2 separate regions of the Homo sapiens genome follow, and region 2 is linked to region 1. A link is a loop called in an ENCODE intact Hi-C map of the cell type or tissue named here. Cell type or tissue: IMR-90. All regions are shown on one strand. Each heading gives the region's core, and the rest is flanking DNA. Links, peaks and the distances in the headings are about the cores only.

Region 1 (7,399 bases), core at 842-5,841:
GAAAAAGAGGCCAGGCACGGTGGCTCACACCTGTAATCCCAGCACTTTGGGAGGCAAAGGCAGGGGGATCATAAGGTCAGGAGTTCGAGACCAGCCACAGTCAACATGGCGAAACCCCATCTCTACTAAAAATACAAAAAAATTGGCCAGGCACGGTGGCTCACGCCTGTAATCCCAGCACTTTGGGAGGCCGAGGCAGGTGGATCACGAGGTCAGGAGATTGAGACCACAGTGAAACCCCGTCTCTACTAAAAATACAAAAACTTAGCCGGGCGTGGTGGCGGGCGCCTGTAGTCCCAGCTACTTGGGAGGCTGAGGCAGGAAAATGGCGTGAACCCGGGAGGCGGAGCTTGCAGTGAGCTGAGATCGCGCCACTGCACTCCAGCCTCAGTGACAGAGCAAGACTCCGTCTCAAAAAAAAAAAAAAAAAAAATATTAGCCAGGCGTGGTGGTGGGGCACTGGTAATCCCAGCTACTTGGGAGGCCGAGGTAAGAGAATCGCTTGAACCTGGGAGTCGAAGGTTGCAGCAAGCTGAGATCGTGCCACTGCACTCCAGTCTGGGCGACAGTGCAGGAGTTTGTCTCAAAAAAAAAAAAAAAGAAAAAAAGAAAAAAAAAGAAAAAGACTAGTTCTTCCCAGCATTGCACTAGGAAATTCAGGCTGGGTGCTGGAAGCGGCCATGGTGACAGTGAATATTGCACCTGGAAATCAGCTCCCGCACCCCTGCCCTGGAGTCCGCTGAGGCCTGGATTGGGAAGAGATAGGACCGAGAGGCCCAGGGGCCCTCCCTGCTTCCCCACCAGGCTTCAGCCCCTCAGCCAGGCCCTGCTGATGCCTCTGCTCTCCCTTGCCTGGGTGTGGTGTGTGGTGATGAAATTGGTGGAGGCTGAGCCCCAGATCCTATTATCCCCTCCAGGGTGTGACAAGTGTCTGTGACTGGCCCTGCTGGGACCTCCCCCAACTGGATCCTGAAGACAGGGGGTGCTCCTGAACCCATTCCGTATTCTTGACCCCCCTCTGGGCAGCGGGATCCTTCAGACCAGATTCCATGGAGGCCCTAAGCTGTGCCCCGTGGCAGAGTGGCCCTGATACCTCCCAAAGAAGAGTGACAGCAAGTGGTGTCACATAGACCTGCCTCAATGCTCGTCTACACCTGCCCCTTCAGGGTGGGGCAAAACAAGGCTCTGCAGACAGCAAGTGGGGACATGCCCTGAGAGGCTGTGCTGCTTGGCTGAGGTGGTGGCTGGCAGCACTGGTCATGCAGAGCCTTGGTGGCACCATGGACTCAGCCCACAGCTGGCTCGGACTCCTGGATCCGGTGGCTTCTGGGGTCTGGGCAGGTGGTGGGAGGTTCGGGGGGCACCTGGAGCTAAGTACCTGTACACTGGCTGTGGGGAGCTGCAGGGCAGGACAGGGTTCCCACACACCCTTTTCCCAAACAGGTGCCTCCCTCCGACACCCACACTGCGTCTACTGTTTTCCAGGAAAAGGCCGATGCACTCGTTGAGTCAGCAGATCGAGGCTGCTGTCACCCTGGCAGCTCCACAGGGTGAGCCTGTTGCTCGCAGGGCCCAGCAGGGCCTGCCCAGGAGTCCCAGAGCTGGCCGGGCTCCCGTTACCTGCCCTGTACCATTGTTCCTGCCTGGCGCTTGGCTCTGCCTCTCTGGCTGTCCTCTCCTTCTCCACCCTCTGGCCTAAACATTACCTTATGCCCAAACCCAGCCTCTCTCCAGTTCCACAAATGTCAAACTGGCTCATCCCTGGGGGTAGGAATCAGCAAGAGAAGACCTGGATTGGAATTCCAGGACCACACTGACTGGCTGTGTGGCCTTGGGCAAGTTCCTTTACCTCTCTGAGCCTCCGTTTCTTCATCAATGAGAGGCAAGTTGTCCTCCCACCATGTCATGCTGTTGAAAGGAATCAAGTGCCCAGCGCAGTGCCCGGCCTGCAGGACGTGCTCAAGAAATGGCTTTTGCAGAACACGACAGAGTCTTCCCCAGCGGGACCTGTTCTCCCAGGGCCTGTGGGGAAGGAAATGGCGGGATCTTCTGCTCAGCCATCTTACATTAATCAGCATGCAGTCATCATGTTCACACCAGCTCTAATTGTTAGCTGCTGAAATGGGCTCGAGCTTTGGGGCTCTCACCTCAGCCAGCCCGGGGCTCCAGGCTTGGGCGGAGCTGGTGCATGGAGCAGGTCTGGGGCTCCTGGCATGAATGAAGCCTGAAATGTGGACAGGTGCAGTCGGGATGTGGGAGAACCCAGCCTTGGGCAAGTCCCTTTACCTTTACTCAAAGAGGGGAGTGGGTGAGGCTGCCCGGGGTGGGGGGCACTGGCCGGGCACCTGCAGGTGGGGAGGCCTGGCCATCTCTGGAGCAGCTCCGGTGATGAACTCTGGTCAAAGAACTCGTCCTAGAGGGTTTGTCCCACACCTGCTTCTGGTCTTAGCACGTGACCCCTGCTCCAGATAGGTCCTTCTTGTTTGTTTTGGGCTTGAGAGGAATTAATGAAATTGTTAGGGTAATTGGCAGCACGGCGGGCACCATCCAAGACTGGCAAAGGGGGGCTGGGAGGACCGAGAGGAGAGAGCCGGGCACACGGGGATTGCTTAACAGATGACGGTGAAGAGGGAGGGGTGTGTAAGTGGCGGATGGCATGTAGGAGCGAATCAGTGAATGAACAGTGAGTGAGTGAGTGACTCAATGAACGCGTAAGCTGGAACCTCAGTAATAGCATTGGCCAACACTCATGTAGTTCTCACTACATGTGCAACGTCGTTCTAAGCACTTCACTTGTAAAACTCATTCAGTCCTCTCAAAAACCCTGTGAAGGAGGCACTATGATTACCTCTGTATTTTTTTTTTTTTTTTTTGAGTCTCACTCTGTTGCCCAGGCTGGAGTGCAGTGGCGAGATGTCAGCTCACTGCAACCTCCGCCTCCCGGGTTCAAGCAATTCTCGTGCCTTAGCCTCCCGAGTAGCTGGGATTACAGGTGCCTGCCCCCGACACCCGGCTGATTTTTGTGTTTTTAGTAGAGACAGGGTTTCACCATGTTGGGCAGGCTGGTCTTGAACTCCTGACCTCAAGTGATTCGTCTGCCTTGGCCTCCCAAAGTGCTGGGATTACAGGCGTGAGCCACCACGCCCGGCCGATGACTACACTTTACAGAGAAGGGACCAGAGGCACAGAGAGGTTAAGTAACTTGTCCAAAGTTACACAGCTGGGAAGTGACTGAGTTCAGACTAGAACCCCGGCAGGCTGGCTCCGTAGTCTCCAGGTACCAAGCACCTTCAGGATCATGAAGAGAGTTCAGAGCAGAGGGGATAGGAGGATGGACTCTTCTTTTGCAGTCTCGGCCTTGAGACTCCAGGCTTCATGTCATTCAGTCTGTCATTCATTCATGCTGCATAGTCGCTGGTCAGCCGCTTACTCACTCATGCACTCACTGAGCGCCGGCTCTGGGAGTGTGAAGGGGGGAGACTTGTAAGATTCTGTCCTCCCCGGTCCTAGTTTACCTTTCAGGGCTCAGTTCAATGCCACCTCCTCCAGGAAGGCCACAGGGCTCTAGGCTTCCCCTGATCTCCCCAGCTAGGCAGTGCTTATATTCTCAGTTTTTGGAATACCATGGGTGCTCAATAAATGCTTGAGGCGGCATCCTGTTGCTGCTGAGCCTTCTCCTGGGGTCTCGTGGCTTTCCCAGCTCTTTGTCCCTTCCTGTCCTCACCCCAGCCAGGATGCTCCCGTATCTGGACAGAGCCTGGATCCCCCCACACCTCCCATGACCTTCCCATCCCACCAGCGGAGTGGAAACTCCCCGAGCACTGGGTCCAGCCGGGGGCCATGGTCAGCAGCACTGGGATTCACCCCTGCCCTGAAAGGGAGGGACCTGGGCCCGCCCGGGCTCAGCAGCCAACAGCAGCCTCTTCCTTCCCTGGCGAAGTGTTTGTTTTCAAATTCCTGAGGCCTGTGTCACCCCCAACCCTGTGTCCGCTGGCCCAGGCTGCCTCTGCTTCCTTCCTCCCCTTGCCGGACCAGGCTGATCTGTGGGGTGGGGTGCTGGGCCAAGCCTCTCCCTCCCATTGCCCACCAGCTAGGGCCAGAGCCTCGAGCTGGCTGACTGGAGAGCTCCAGAGGTTGGTAGGACATGGGATAAGGGAACTCAGGACCCCTCATCCCAGCCCCTCTGGATAGAGCAGGGAAATTCCAAGTCTTTTTGCTCTTCAGGGAACAGTGCAGGCTGGCAAAGAATCATGGGCTGGTAGCCGGAAGTAGCTATCTTCATCCCAGCTATCTTCTGGGTTAGCTGGGATGGGGAAGTTCTGAGCAGGGCACATGCCCCTAAGCAGGCCTGGTCTGGGCCCAGAAGGCCTGGTGCAGGTCAGACTTCATTCAAGCTCTCTTCCTGGCCGGGAGTCTTTTTTTTTTTTTGAGACGGAGTCCCGCTCTGTTGCCCAGGATGCAGTGCAGCGGCGCGATCTCGGCTCACTGCAACCTCCACCTCCTGGGATTACAGGCGCCCACCACCACACCTAGCTAATTTTTGTATTTTTAGTAGAGACGGGGTTTCACTCTGTAGGCCCGGCTGGTCTCGAACTCCTGACCTCAAGTGATCTGCCCGCCTTGGCCTCCCAAAAGAGCTGGGATTACAGGCATAAGACTTTGCATCCAGCCAGCGCTGGGAGTCTTGAACAACTAGGGCAGTGGGGTGGGTTTCAAACTTGACCTCATGTGCATCAGAATCAGCTGGGGTGTGTGGTGAACGGGCAGACGCCCAAGCCCTGGCCTCGGAGATTCTGATTCAGTGGGTCTGGGATCCCAGGGATCTGAAGTTTTGGCTTCCCAGGTGATTCTGCTGCCAGAGGCCCAAACTGTGGAAAGCCAACACTCAAGAACGTGAATAACACACAGCCAGGCCCAGCTCTCCCACTCACATGCTGCTGACCTTTTAGAGCTGCACTGGCCAGTTCGGTAGGTACTATTTAAATCTAGAGGCCGGGCGCAGTAGCTCATGCCTGTAATCCCAGCATTTTGGGATCCAAGGTGGGTGGATCTCTTGAGGTCAGGAGTTCGAGACCAGACTAGGCAACATGGTGAAACCCCATCTCTACAAAAAGCACGCAAAAAATTAGCTGGGTGTGGTGGTGTACACCTGTAGTCCTGGCTACTCAGGAGGCTGAGGTAGGAGGCTGGCTTGAGCCCAGAAGGCAGAGGTTGCAGTGAGCTGTGATTGCGCCACCGTACTCCAGCCTGAGTGACAGAGCGAGACTCTGTCTCAAATAAACAAATAATTAATTTAAATTAATTAAAATGAAATAAAATTAAAGTCAGCTCTTCAGGTGCACCAGACGCATCTCAAGTGCTCAGTAGCCGCGTGCGGCCAGTGCGGAGCAGATGTAAAACGTTTCTATCCATTCATCATTCCATCCACAGCAAGTTCTTCTAGACTGCTGTTCTCCAATGTCAGTTTCACAGAGGCAGAGACCTTTGTCTGCTGTGTTCATTGCTATATCCACAGCATCTGACTCATGCCTAAAACACAACAGGGGACCAGTAAATCTTTTTTTTTTTTTTTTTTGAGATGGAGTCTCACTCTGTCACCCACCCAGTCTAGAGTGCAATGGCACAATCTCGGCTCACTGCAACCTCCACCTCCCGGGCTCAAGTGATTCTCCTGCCTTACCCTCCCGAGTAGCTGCACCACGGTGTGCAGCACCACGCCTGACTAATTTTTGTATTTTTAGTAGAGACGGGGTTTCACCATGTTGGCCAGGCTGGTCTCGAACTCCTGACCTCAAGTGATCTGCCTGCCTCAGCCTCCCAAAGTGCTGGGATTATAGGTGTGAGCCACCATGTCCGGCCCAGTAAATCTTTTTCATTTGTGTTTTTATGGTGGTAACATATATGTAACATAAAATCGACCATGTTAAGCGTTTGGAAGTGTACAGGTCGGTGGCATTAAGTGCATTCACATTGCTGTGCAACTTTTCGCCACCGTCCATCTGCAGAACTTTTTCATCATCCCAAACTGAAACTCTACTCAACAAAAGTTCCCCATCAATCAATGTTTTCTGAACAAATGAATAACCTTGGCTGGGCGCGGGGCTTACGCCTGTAATCACAGCACTTTGGGAGGCCGAGGAGGGCGGATCACCTGAAGTCACGAGTTTGAGACCAGCCAGGCCAACATGTTGAAACCTTGTCTCTATTAAAAAAAAGTACAAAAATTAGCCAGGCGTGGTGGTGGGCGCCTGTAATCCCAGCTACTCAGGAGGCTGAGGCAGGAGAATCACTTGAACTCAGAAGGTGGAGGTTGCAGTGAGCCAAGATTGCACCACTGCACCCCAGCCTGGGCGACAAGAGTGAGACTCTGTCTAAAAAAATAAAATAATAATAATAATAATAATAAAAAAAAAACCTTGGTCAAATCACTTCCACTCTCTGGGCTTCTGGGCTTCAGGTTCTTCATTTACAAAACGGGTAGCACATGCGTTCCCACCCGGCAAGTTCTTTGCAAGGATTAAATAAGATGAAGCATGTGTTTAGCACAAGCCCTGGCACACAGCAAGTGCTCATCAAATATTAGCTGTTCCTGTGTTATTATTACCTCATCAGGAAGTCTTCCCTGAACATTCCACACCTCCTTGTTTTCTAAACTCTGCAAGACTAGAGCGCACCTCATTCAAGGCAACAGAAACAGAGTCCGCTGCTGCCGGTGTGAATCACGTGGGCGCGTTCTGTCTCCAGGGCGTGAACTGTTGCTGGTCCTTTGTGTGTCAGCTAGCCTAGTTCCTCAGCTAGCCAAGGTTCCCCAGCCCCGATATCCCGCAACAACCCCCTGAGATGGGGAAAGGAGTTGGAAGGAACCCTTATGTGGGTGCCATTGTACAGATGGGAACGCTGAGGCCCATGGTACCGAGGAAGCCAGTGCCAGAGCCAGGACTCAAAGCAGGCATCCCGACTCCAGTATCCTTCAAAAACACCACCCAGCACAGGGGAGCCGCTAACTGAAGGAATGGGTGGATGGATGAATTAAAGTAGTCAGGCTGAAGGGCCCCATTTTGCAGCTTTGAAGAAACAGGCTCAGGGAGGTTAAGTGAGGCGCTGGGTAAATATTTATGGAATTGATCATACGTGGTCAGAGGGCAGGGCACGCTAGCCAGGGGCTCTGAACCTGTAGTACCTTTAATCCCTGCCCCCAAGGGACAATCAGGACAGTTTCTTGCCCTGGACAGGAAGTTGTCATGATGGGGTAGAAAGAGACGCTAACTCTTGGCCTCGTGAGGGAAGGAAGGCATTTCTTTGGCTTTGGTGTCAGACAGGCTCAGATCCATCACAGGTCCTGAGACACAGGAGGAGTCTTGCTAAGCTCTTAAACTTTCTAAGCTCCAGACCCTTCTGA
Region 2 (7,399 bases), core at 755-5,754, 380 kb after region 1:
CTGGGTTGAATTTGGCCTTGTTGCCTGGACTGTCAATATTGTGGTGTTTATCCTCTTAGGGAAGAGAACTCCAAAGACCAGGTCATCTCCTTAATTTGCTTCTCTCACCAGGTGTGGGAATCCAGATTGCCCCAAAATCTTGAGCTGTTAAGGCTGGGAAGAGCCTGAGATGCCATCAGTTCAGCTCAATCCCTAGCTGCTGCCCTGCTCACTTCTGCCAACCCCCGTCTCACAGGCGAGGCTCTGGGAAGGGCAGTGGTTTGCTCAAACCACAAATCAGCCCAGGGCTGGCCACAGTCCTGGGTCCCAGCCAGTAGTTATCTTTTCTCTAAGTTTTGGTCCATTATTTTTCTATCTCATGGATTTATCCTAACTTTTTAGAAAAATGAATTTTAAAAACATATATGGGTTCATATTAGAAAAGTATCATTGTAGCAGGATGAGCCTCAGACAAGAACCCCTCAGAAACCGAGTTGTAGAAGGAAAGGGCTTTATTCAGCTGGGAGCATCGGTGGATTCACGTCTCCAAAAGCCGAGCTCCCCGAGTGAGCAATTCCTGTCCCTTTTAAGGGCTTACAACTCTAAGGCGGTCCGCGTGAGAGGGTCGTGATCGATTGAGTAAGCAGAGGGTACGTGACTGGGGGCTGCATGCACTGGTAATCAGAACGGAAAGGAAGAGGACAGGGATTTTCACGACGCTTTTCCATACAATGTCTGAAATCTATAGATAACAGAAGAGTTAGGTCGGGGTTGATTTTTAACTCCAGGCCCAGGGTGCAGTGCTGGGCTATCTGCCTGTGGATTCCATTTCTGCCTTTTAGTTTTTACTACTTCTTTCTTTGGATTCAGAAATTGGGCATAAGACAATATGAGGGGTGGTCTCCTCCCTTATCATGTGCTTACTGTAAAAAAATCAGAGTTGGGCACAGTGGCTCACACCTGTAATCCCAGCACTTTGGGAGGCTGAGGCGGGAGAATCACTTGAGCCCAGGAGTGCAAGACCAGCCTGAGCAACACAGTGAGTCCCTATCTCTACAGAAAAAAAAAGAAAAATCAAAAGTTATCCAGGCAAGATGGTGTGCGCCTATGGTCCAGCCTACTCAAGAGGCTGAGGCTGGAGGATGGCTTGAGCCCAGAAGGTCAAGGCTGCAGTGAGCCATGATCGCACCATTGCACTCCAGCCTGTGTGACAGAACGAGACCCTGTCTCAAAAAAAAGAAAGCTTTAAAAGGGTGAATTTTGTATGTGTGATTCATATCTCAGTAAAGCTGTTATTAAAAAAAATAAATAAATAAAAGCAGGCCGCCGGGCATAGTGGCTCACACCTGTAATCCCAGCACTTTGGGAGGCTGAGGTGGGCAGATTACCTGAGGTCAGGAGTTTGAGACCAACCTGGCCAACATGATGAAGCCCCGTATTTACTAAAAATACAAAAATTAGTGGGAATAGTGGTGGGTGCCTGTAATCACAGCTACTCAGGAGGCTGAGGCAGGAGAATCGCTTGAACCTGGGAGGCAGAAGTTGCAGTGGGCCAAGATTGCCCCACTGCACTCCAGCCTGGGCAATAGAGTGAGACTCCATCTCAGAAAAAAAAAAAAAAAAGCTAGAGAGAAGAAAGTAAAATATCCTTTGAGTCACCCAACCCCAGACTGCAAGTAGCCACTCATTCATTCCACAAATACTCTCTGAGGGCCTGTTCTATGCAGGCTATGTGCCAAGGGTTTACACCCTAGGAGCAGTGCCACCCCAGTATCTGTCCCCCGTGACCAGTGACTGCCCCTCCTCTATAATATCTATTGACTGACCTCTCTGACCTCACCTCATTTCTTTCCTCCAGTGCCCCGGCTCCAGCAGTCCATGGATCCTGCCCCCTTTGCATGTCCCTCAGCCTGCCTGCCCTCCGTGTCCTTCCTGCCCAGCCTACAATTCATGGTCAGGCCCCACCCCCACCCCCTCCTGCGGTCCTGACAAAACCCCAACACTGGTCAGTCCCACTGCTCCACCTCCACCGCATCTCACCTGCACTTGCGCAGCTCAATGTCACACCACCTTGCCAGCTGCTTCCCTTTCAACTCATGACACAAAACCCAAGAGGGCCCTTAGTGGATGTCAGGATCAGTCACTGTCCCCATGACCCTTGCACCCCTCTTTTCTCCTCTCTATAAAATAAGGGTGATAATATTTCTGTCTCCCGGGGCTGTTGGCAGCATCAGTAGTAGGTCCTTGCTCGGGGGCAGCTACTGGGGTTAGTTCCTCTGGTGCTCAGTCCAAGAGTTCCCTGGTGTCTTGGTGTCCGCGGAGTCCCACCCTGCGGTCATTTATTTTGTTCCGCTGGTTGGGCAGGCCTGGGCTCTCTGCCAGATCTGATCATCCTCCCAGAGACAGGAGGGAACGGAATGTGGCACCAGGCAGTAAGACGCATGGCTGAGCTCAGCAGGAGAGGGAAGCTTCCAACTTCCTGCAGCGAATGTCCTAGGTGATAGGTCAAGTCTGACCCCGCCAGTGAGGCCAACATGGAAACTTACTAGGGCCTCGAAAAGGTGTGTGTGGGAGTTCAGAGAGGAGTGGAGACAGCCGGCCTCCCAATCTGGACCCACAGGGCAGGGCAGGGAGAGGAGATGGCCCCGCCTCCAGGAATCCAGGCTGCACCTCCCTCCAGGGAACTCAGATCAAAGCCAGGAGGAAGGAGGAGTGTGAACTTTGCACCCAGTGACTCACTGCATCCCCCTAGGGCAAGTGCTCTCACCCGTGCAGAATCCTGCCCTCCTTGCCACTGACGGGACCATCCGCACTGGGTCAGCCTATGAGCAACACTGACCTGATTCACCTGCACGCCTTCATTCCCCCACCTTCATCCTCCTCCTCGCAGAGGTGATCAGATGTTTGCAGGTGCCTGCCTGTGTTTACAAGTAGGTCTTGGAAGATAAGAGAGGCGGTGGGAGGGGTGGGAAAGCCCTGTTCTGGCAGTCAGGACACCCAGGGCTTGGCCACTAACCAGCTGTGTGAGCTCGGCCGGTCTCACACCCTCTCTGGGCCCGGCCACCACCTCTGTGGTTATGGGCAGTTGGACTCTATGGCAAGTTCATCTGCCCTACCGGCTTGGGGTTCTACCGGCTTGGGGTTCTACTGGCTTGGGGTTCTTCCTTCTCACCGTTGCCCCCCTGGGAAAAAGCCCCAATCCTGGCACAGAGTCTAGGAAGCCTTGCTGCTTTGGTTCCTGCCTGAGTCTGGCCCTCATCCTGCACTTCCCACATGCTCAGCCACATTCAGCTGTGCCCAGCTCAGAGAGCAAGCGCCTGGATAGCTCTTGTTCCAGAGCCTCGCCTGGCTGACCCCTGCACACCCTTTAGGCCCAGCTCTGACATCACTTTCTCCATGGCCTGCCCTCCTGGACTCCTGGCTGTGCCTCCCCAGCACGGACTGTTCTCTTTTCTCCTTTTTCCATTAAACTGAGCTCTGTGCCAAGGGCAGTGACTGGCAGATGGGAGGGGTCAATGAGTATTTTATTAAAGAGTGAGTGAATGAATGAACAAATGAATGAATGAAGCGGGATCTCTAGGCACACTGGAGTGGAGCCACTGTTTGCTTTCTGCCCGTGGGACTTGATTTGAAGCCATCTCAGGGTGGGCCATTGGGAGTTCTACCTTGCCAAGGAGGGGTTGCTGGTCAGAGGGGTGCTGGAAGCGGGGGGGTTGCTGGGGGAAAGGGTGCAGATTTGCAAGGGAGGTTCTGGCTGAGCTCCCTGCATGCCACAGCCCGTCTGAGCAGTCTTGGGAAACCCCAAGCTGCCAGGCCCATGACTCACAGGCCCCAGAGAGCATTCTTAACCCTCCCTGACCCCCCATGTGCCTTCTGATTGGGCCCTCAGGGTGACCCCTCATGGGTTTCTCTCCTGCTTCAGCCAGCCCCTCCCTGTGGTCTGAAGTTTGGGATCCTGCTAACTGTAAAGGACCAGTTCAGGATTCCTGGGTCGTATTGTGTTTTTTGTTTGTTTGTTTGTTTTTGAGATGGAGTTTTGCTCTTGTTGCCCAGGCTGGAGTGCAGTGGCATGATCTCAGCTCACTGCAACCTCCACCTCCTGGTTTCAAGCGATTTTCCTGCCTCAGCCTCCCGAGTAGCTGGGATTACAGGCATGAGCCACCATGCCCGGCTAATTTTGTATTTTTAGTAGAGACGGGATTTCTCCATGTTGGTCAGGCTGGTCTCGAACTCCTGACCTCAGGTGATCTGCCCGCCTCGGCCTCCCAAAGTGCTGGGATTACAGGCATGAGCCACCACGGCAGGCCATAATTTTTTTTTTTTTTTTTTTTTTTGGAGACGGAGTTTCGCTTTTGTTGCACAGGCTGTAGTGCAATGGCGCAATCTCGGCTCACTGCAACCTCCGCCTCCTGGGTTCAAGCGATTCTCCTGCCTCAGCCTCCCGACTAGCTGGGATTACAGGCATGTGCCACCACCCCGGCTAATTTTGTATTTTTAGTAGAGATGGGGTTTCTCCACGTTGGTCAGGCTGGTCTTGAACTCCCAACCTCAGGTGATCCGCCTGCCTCGGCCTCCTAAAGTGCTGGGATTACAGGCATGAGCCACCGCTCCTGGCCTAATTTTTTGTATTTTTAGTAGAGATGGGGTTTTACCATGTTGGCCAGGCTGGTCTCAAACTCCAGACCTTAGGTGATCCACCTGCCTCGGCCTCCCAAGGTGCTGGGATTACAGGCGTGAGCCACCGTGCCCGGCCCGTATTGTGTTTTCCTGAGGAATCCTTGCGTGTTTATGGATTCCTCAGGAATCCATAACCCAGAGAGGGTGTGAGACCGGCCGAGCTCACACAGCTGGTTAGTGGCCAAGCCCTGGGTGTCCTGACTGCCAGAACAGGGCTTTCCCACCCCTCCCACTGCCTCTCTTATCTTCCAAGACCTACTTGTAAACACAAGCAGGCACCTGCAAACATCTGATCACCTCTGCGAGGAGGAGGATGAAGGTGGGAAGGAAAAAAATTACCACTCACACTGGGTGAAGGTCACTCTGATCTTCTGAGACCCCTCACCATCCTCTTCCTACTTGGCACTTGTCTCCCACATGCTATAGATATTGGGTCAGGTCCCCCACTCCTCTTCTCTTGCCATCTTCTCAGTCAGTAGGCCCCTCCCCCTTGTCCAGACATGACTACCCTCTCAGCCCGACTTTCCTGTTGGCAGAAGAGTGTGTGATGGCCTCCTCTCACCCCCTTGTTCTTACGTCATCAGTGAGAGGCAGGGCATCCAGGAGCTCAGGCTCAAAGACTTTCCCCTTTATCCCGTTAGTTTGTTAGATAAGAAACTTTTGATTTCAAAATAACTTTAGATTTATTGAGGCTGGGCATGGAGGCTCACGCCTGTAATCCCAGCATTTTGGGAGGCCGAGGTGGGCAGATCACGAGGTCAGGAGATCGAGACCATCCTGACCAACATGGTGAAACCCAGTCTCTACTAAAATACAAAAAATTAGCCAGGCGTGGTGGTGTGTGCCTGTAGTCCCAGCTACTTGGGAGGCTGAGGCAGGGGAATTGCTTGAACCTGGGAGGCAGAGGTTGCAGTGAGCCAAGATCGCTCTACTGCACTCCAGCCTGGTGACAGAGCAAGACTCCGTCTTAAAAAAAAAAAAAAAAAACAGCCGGGTGCGGTGGCTCACGCCTGTAATCCCAGCACTTTGGGAGGCCGAGGCAGGCAGTTCACGAGGTCAGGAGATCGAGACCTTCCTGGCTAACACGGTGAAACCTCATCTCTTCTAAAAATACAAAACATTAGCCGGGCGTCGTGGCGGGCACCTGTAGTCCCAGCTACTCAGGAGGCTGAGGCAGGAGAATGGCGTGAACCCGGGAGTCAGAGCTTGCAGTGAGCCAAGATCGCGCCACTGCACTCCAACCTGGGTGACAGAGCGAGACACTGTCTCAGAAAAAAAAAAAAAAAAATCTCACGCAACTATGGCACATTTGTCCAAACTAGGAAACTGACATTGGTACAACATGACTCACCAAACTCCAGACTTTACTGGGATTTCACCAGATTTTCCACTAATGTCCTTTCTTCCTTTCCAGAATCCATCCCAGGAAACCACATGACATTTGGTCATCTGCCATTGCATTCCTTTACGTGTATGATCAAGGTAATAATTCTCTTTGTTTTGTAGGTGAGGAAAAAAGCAATTCAGTGGCCAAGGGATTGCCCTGTCTCATCTAGGAGGCTAAGGCAGTGGAATAAAGGGTTTAGGACTTGGCTAAATATAGAGCTGGAATCTATGTGGTGTGACCTTGAGCCTTCGTCTCCCTGTGTGAACGATGGGATCATAGATCATTCCTTCCTTCCAGGCAGCAGTGGGAACTAAATGAGATAATACATATGGGCATATGCATGCCCACGAAATGGTAGCTGCTGCTGTTGTTATTACTGTCAGTATCCTCATCAAGGAGTCTCGATCCCAGGCAGGCTGCCTAACTCCTGAAACCTAGCTTCCTGTTCAGCGTAGTCAATCATCCCACCTCTCCAGCCTCACCCCAGACAAGACAGACAAGAGCTCAGGAAATAAATGTCAGTTTTTGACACCCTTCCTCACCCTCAAAACTTAAAGACATTGTGTCTCAAGGTCAAATAGCTGGCTAGGAGCTTAACCAGAGAGAGAGTCTAGTTTTTTTTTTGTTTTTTGTTTTTTGTTTTTTTTTGTAGAGATGGGGTCTCACTCTATTGCCCAGGCTGAAATAGAACTCCTGGGCTCAAGTGATCCTCCTGCCTCGGCTCCCAAATTGCTGGGATTATAGACATGAGCCACTTCACCCAGCCCGAGAATCTAGGTCTTGCTAAGACCTTATCCCATCCACTGGGCAGAACCCCTCCCTCCTGTCTTCCTCCTCCCCTCCCCTCCCTTCCCATTCAGAGACCACTCTGGGGAACAGAGGCCACCGGCCAGCTGCTCTTAATTCCACCTCATGGGATGCCCTGCAAGGGACCCCACCACCTCCTCTGGCCTAAAGGAGCTGTCATAAACACCTGATGAAGGAAGCGTTGCAAGGTCATTTTCATTTTCAAAAGAAGGTAAAATCATGACTCCCACACAGATAGAAAATGAATAGGTATTAGCCATTTTATTTAACTCATAAGGGAGCCAGGTGATGTTATAACCAGCTCAAAAGGGCAGCTAAGGGCCGGGCACAGTGGCTCACGCCTGTAATCCCAGCACTTTGGGAGGCCGAGGCAGGTGGATTGCCTGAGGTCAGGAGTTCAAGACCAGTCTGGCCAACATGGTGAAACCCCGTCTCTACTAAAAATACAAAAATTAGCTGGGCATCATGGCATATGCCTGTAATCCCAGCTACTTGGGAGGCTGAGGCAGGAGAATCGCTTAAACCCAGGAGGCGGAGCTTGCAGTGAGC

What was found. Peaks named below come from ENCODE experiments on the same cell type or tissue, not always from the same donor. Only the 100,000 strongest peaks of a DNase experiment are listed, where the experiment ranks them.
Region 2: a loop joins it to region 1, with 6 times the contacts of the local background. A loop is called at or near these places in 6 of 110 quality-filtered maps.

What each region holds. Positions count from the first base shown.
Region 1 is chr1:16,178,608-16,186,006 of GRCh38, reverse strand. No RefSeq gene overlaps it. Among named protein-coding and RNA genes, the nearest start is that of EPHA2, 26 kb to the right of the region's middle. RefSeq lists enhancers at 716-1,215, 1,216-1,717, 1,808-2,307, 3,135-4,115. In IMR-90, for the core only: no CTCF peak of the experiment used is centred there; DNase peaks (open chromatin) are centred at 2,706, 3,956 and 5,506; H3K27ac peaks cover 2,087 bases.
Region 2 is chr1:15,795,615-15,803,013 of GRCh38, reverse strand. No RefSeq gene overlaps it. Among named protein-coding and RNA genes, the nearest start is that of UQCRHL, 8.3 kb to the left of the region's middle. RefSeq lists an enhancer at 2,486-2,780. In IMR-90, for the core only: no CTCF peak of the experiment used is centred there; DNase peaks (open chromatin) are centred at 1,653 and 3,813; H3K27ac peaks cover 2,379 bases.